2 separate regions of the Homo sapiens genome follow, and region 1 is linked to region 2. A link is a loop called in an ENCODE intact Hi-C map of the cell type or tissue named here. Cell type or tissue: ascending aorta. All regions are shown on one strand. Region 1 overlaps TENM4 (teneurin transmembrane protein 4). Region 2 overlaps TENM4 (teneurin transmembrane protein 4).

The links. A loop is a pair of places that touch in the nucleus more often than their neighbours do. Peaks named below come from ENCODE experiments on the same cell type or tissue, not always from the same donor. Only the 100,000 strongest peaks of a DNase experiment are listed, where the experiment ranks them.
Region 1: it touches region 2 in a loop (2.2-fold over the local background); 1 of 110 quality-filtered maps calls a loop at or near these places.

Annotation. Positions count from the first base shown.
Region 1 is chr11:79,172,694-79,175,193 of GRCh38, forward strand. All of the region lies in intron 3 of TENM4 (teneurin transmembrane protein 4), which reads right to left. Among named protein-coding and RNA genes, the nearest start is that of TENM4-AS1, 81 kb to the left of the region's middle. In ascending aorta, a CTCF peak has its summit at 1,023; a DNase peak (open chromatin) is centred at 1,078; H3K4me3 peaks cover 1,033 bases; H3K27ac peaks cover 1,884 bases.
Region 2 is chr11:79,099,145-79,101,644 of GRCh38, forward strand. All of the region lies in intron 4 of TENM4 (teneurin transmembrane protein 4), which reads right to left. Among named protein-coding and RNA genes, the nearest start is that of TENM4-AS1, 7.1 kb to the left of the region's middle. RefSeq lists a silencer at 940-1,234. In ascending aorta, a CTCF peak has its summit at 1,146 (motif pointing left); a DNase peak (open chromatin) is centred at 1,144.

The sequences.
Region 1 (2,500 bases), 74 kb after region 2:
TCTATCTGTCACCCAGGCTGGAGTGTTGTGGTGTGATCTTGGCTCACTGCAACCTCTGCCTCAACCTTCAGAGTAGCTGGGATTACAAGTGTGCACCACCACGCCCAGCTAAATTTTTTGTATTTTTAGTAGAGACGGAGTTTCTCCGTGTTGGCCAGGCTGGTCTGCAACTCCTGACCTCAACTGATTCGCCTGCCTCGGCCTCCCAAAGTGCTGGGATTACAGGCGTGAGCCACCGTGCCTGGCCCTCGTCTCTCCATTTTCATACTTGTCCTTCTTATAATCCATTATTCAAGAAGCAATCAGAGTAATTTTTCCAAAATGTAAATCTCATCATATCTTTTCCTTGCTCAGAATTTTCTAGCAGCTCTCTACTGTACCAAGAATCAAAAACTAAACTTATTTTGGCCCTAACTTTGTTCAATAAGTATTTGTTAAATAAATGAACACACAGTCGACATGTATTTATTGAGTACATTTTATCGACCAGGCTCAGTCAAGGCACATTTTTAGCTTCTGTCACACTTATGTCACCGTTGGAAGGAAAACTTCATCTTTATTCCTGATAGTTATTTCCATGGGAAGGGAGCCCCATTAGTGTTCTTGTGAGCCATCTTGCCCCTTTGGTCACAGGTAGTGGTATGAGTTACATGAATGGTAAACTGAGGAAGAATATGGTTATTCTCGGTTGAGTCTCAATTTTCTTCTTCTTGGCAGTTGGCAACTTTTTTTTATGTTCCTCCAGGAGCTGGCTTATCCTCTGCCTCATCCAACGTGGCCTATCACCAGGTGGGTCAGTCTGCCTAATTCTGGGTCCAATTATCAAGCCTATTTAGCTGTTACACTAAGCTAAATTATTCATTATCAATAATAAACATGGTATTTTAGCTTTCATCTGCTATCTTCCATTTATTTCTCAACACGCTTAGGACTTAGGTAGAGAAGGGTTGCTACTTATTGGGCTGCCTCAAAGACCTCAGATACCCTTGCAAAACAGGAGAAGCCAGTTGCATAAAGCCTGGTGCAGAGCTGCTGGCAACCCAAGGGTATAGCAATCTGGGACTCGAGAAGTGAAAGCTGTAATAGTGCAGTTGCCGCCTGAGCAAGGATCATGTGGGACTCACAGTGAAAACTGAAGTACAAATTTAGCAGCCGCATTTAGCCCAGAAGAATGTCTTCAGGAATGAATCACGAAGGGAATGTTGTCATTTGTGCAAAGAGACAGAGGGTTATAAGGGAAAAGGTGGCTAGAGAGTCTCATTTATGTTTATGAAAACAGATGGCCTTTTTGAAAAACAGAAAGCCAAAACAAAAGCATCATTTATTCCAGGAGTTTAGAGATTTTTCTATTGACATCACATAAAAAACCCATCTCTTAAGCTTTTTAACCCCCTGGGGAATTCATAAATAGCACTTCTTAAAATAAAAGCAAAATGAGTTTTCATAAAGATGTAAGTTACATAAGACTACCTTGGTCTCCCCGCCCCCACAGCTTATCCTCCCTTTGTCTGTTCTTTGCCCGGGTGCTTCTAAAAACCAACACTCTGCTGGGAGGGGTTTGCAAGAGGTGGCAAAGGTGAAACGTTGTACATGATGCTCTCGGGGGAGAGATGTACTGACTCATACCTCCCTATGTCTCAGATACCCCTACAGCAAGTGAAAGACTGGGCTGGAATTTTGATTTTGTTTCCTCACTATCTTTAATTTTTTTTTCTTCAACCCATTCTTCCCTTTGTCTTCAGACTGATTTAAAATGAAAAAATCGATGCCTGTGCTTACAGCTACAGCTGTGCCTAGTGCATGTCTTTCATCGGCTCTTCCAGATCCACTGCTCTCCTTTTCCAGCCTGTTCTGTGCCCTGCAAGGCTGCTCTTTAACCACTGGGTCAACTGGGCTCTCTCTGGCTTGCAGCTGGGTTCAGCCAATGGGAGACTCTGGCAGGAGGTGTGAGGAGGTTGGGAGAAGAATGAGGTTAGGGTTTCTATTCTCCAGATGACCTCCCTGCTGGGAAATTGCTGTGTTGCTATGTAGGAAGGCACGACTCCTTTGGGCAGCCTTTTGCTACAGCTATCATATTGCTACACCTCTCTCTAAGTTGCAGGAACTTCTCCTTCACCTTGCTCATCAGGTCTAGGAGTGACAGCTCCCAGCTGTTGTTAGCCTCAGGGTACTTTGCCAACCTTAGTGGTTGTCCTTAATCCTGCTCATACTTTTAAAATAATCCCTTCACTACACTCTCCTCAGCTACCCCATATGACAATGCCACTGTTTCTTGCCAGGATCCTAAGTAATATACTATCTATCTCTATATCAATATCTCTATCTATACATCTGTCTTTATTTGACTTCAAATAGAGCTCTATTTCTTTCTTTGCTGTCCCCATCAGACTTCTTGAACAAATACCCTAGAAAGTTTGAGTTCAGCAGGGCATATTGGACCGTCAAACCTGGTGTTAACTAGTACAGGTTTTTTAGAGGTTAATTTGCCAAAGTATAGCAA
Region 2 (2,500 bases):
GAGCTCCGTTCCTTAGTCATTCCTGGGGGTCTCTGGTTTGCCTTGGGCACCACCTGGATTCCCCTCCTGCCAGGGGTGCATCTGAGGGAGTGCTGCTGGGATTTCCTTCTGTGGGGATCTAGCCCCAGTGCCTTTGCTCCAGACCCTCTCTCCTTTGCAGGCCCCCCATATAGTCTTCTGTGGAACATCCCATCCCATTGTTCATGTCCTTTTCCCTGTCGTTCTCATGGTGTGAATTTAAGGTCCCATGGGGAGAGGTCAGAGTCATGGTGTCCTCTTTGCCTCTGTGGTCCTGAACTAGTCATTTCCCCTCCCAAAGCACTTGCTCCCCTGGGTCTATATCAAAGAGGTGGATGATATCATCATCAGGTCTACTAATTGCAATGATCATCAAAACTATTTCATGCAGATTTTCCCAAAATGAATTTGACCTTGAATACTCCCCCACTTTCCCCTTTAATTTTTCAGTAGAGCTTCTCAGGGATTGTTTAGGAAGGACTGGGACTACAGCTCTTCAATGCTGACACCCTATACATCTGTATGCTCTTTAAGGCAAGATCCCCAGAGACCTTTTTGTAATCCTCACCACAAGGAACATAAAAGTTGGCCATAGCCATGATTGCTTCTAGATTGACAGAGAGCACAGCAAGCTCTGCTGTCACCACGTGGCTCTTGTTAATCTGTACCCATCTATCTGCCTAGCAAACACTTGTACTGTAACCTTCATGGGTGCCCATGGGGGTTTTAACAGCTGTGGAGCTTTTTGTTTCTCATGCATTTGTGCAGCCATTTGCTGCCCCAAGTATGGGGAGATGCTGTTCATAGCAGTTTAGCAGCAGTAAAGGGCTGTCTGGTTGAGCACTTTCACGCCAGGGCCGTTTTTAGCATCTTTAGCAATCTTTGCCTGGTACTCTCAGGTGGAGGAGGGGAGACAACCACTTATATCCCTCCCCTGAGCACGTTTCCCTGTCTGTAAAATGGGTATAAGGATATGCAAATCATAGGGTTTCCGTAAACATCAAATGCTATAACAAATACATGGAGAACAGCATATAGCACACTGTAAGCAGTTATTTCGCACTTTTCTCAACTTAAAAAGCTCATCACCCTTAGGTCCCCGCCCCCTCCTACACATCACTGACATCCAGTGGCAGATCTGGGTAACTACAGGTGTGAGTACCCAAAGCTCCAGCCTCTTCCGTGCCCAGTGGACCTCGTTTCAGGGATTGTGGGGTGTCTTCTAAGTAGTGTTAGCCAAGACCTGCCTCTGATTTTCCAGGCACTTCCATATTTATCATCTAATTTCATCCCCACCTCAACCTTTAATGGTGAATAGCTTACAATGACAAAGGGAGGATCATAGCTAGTTGTGGGGCAGGACTGAGGCCTGCCCTCGATGGTAAATTCCTTGAGGTCAGGGAATTTGTCTGTCTCATTTCCCACGACATCATCCCTGTACCTATGGCGCTGCTTGGCACACAGTAAGTGCTCAGTAAATATCTGTAGAAGCAATGACAATTTTAGGAAACCCCAATCTGTGCCAGTCCCCCTCCAGTTTAGAAGTCCATATGGTGAAGGGACTTGCTCCAAGTGACAAGTGGCAACCTGCTCCAGGAATAAACTTACAAGGAAGCCCCTCCCTCTCTCCTCCCAATGTGTTTTCAAGTGGACAAAAGGTATTTAGCAGGGGTGTTCTTAACCTTCCACTCCCCTTATCTGGAAAGGAGTCTGCCTGTGTCCTCTGTCCATTTTCTCCAGGCCCTTTCCCATCCCCCAGAAAAGGTCACACCAGACTGGGGTAGGGAAAGAAGCAAAAATGGAAGCTGCAGAGGCGTGTGGGCTGGACTGGGGAGAGTGCTTCTCTGGGGGAGGGTTGCAAAGCATCCAGGATTATAAAGAAAAGCAAGAGAATAAGTGTAGGAGGGCAGCTACCTGGGAAGAGGGGAGGGTATTGGGGGCCATCCCCAGGGTTTCAAAGGTGGCATCATGTTCTGTTTCTTAAGCTAGCTGGTGGGGCCATGAGAGTTTCTCATTATTGTTTACACTGAACATATTTGTTATAAACACTCTCTGTAGAATATAAAAAATTTTCATAAAAAATATTTTAAAAGAGATATAGGAGAAGCTGATGTCAGTAAATGCAGTAGAGGGCAGAGAGAAAAGGCGGATTTTAAGCAGTTTTTCTGTGGATTTGGTGGTTCTTGATAACTTCTGAGAAATATTAGGTGGAAGTCTGAGTTATTCTGATGTTATTTCTGATTGTTGGGCCATGTCTTGACCTTGGCATGCTCCAGGACTAACACACAGGGTCCTGGCTTTACAGCCCTTACTTTGGCTTGACTTTGAAATGGATTGACATGGCGGAGAGGCTCTTGATTGATAGAAGCAGAATTAAGAAACCGTTGCGTCCTGGAGGGCTGAGTAATCCTGCACAGTGCTTTACTTCTCTGGGTTCCTTGTGTTACGTGGGTAAATGATGCTCTGCGCCTCACTTTCCTCT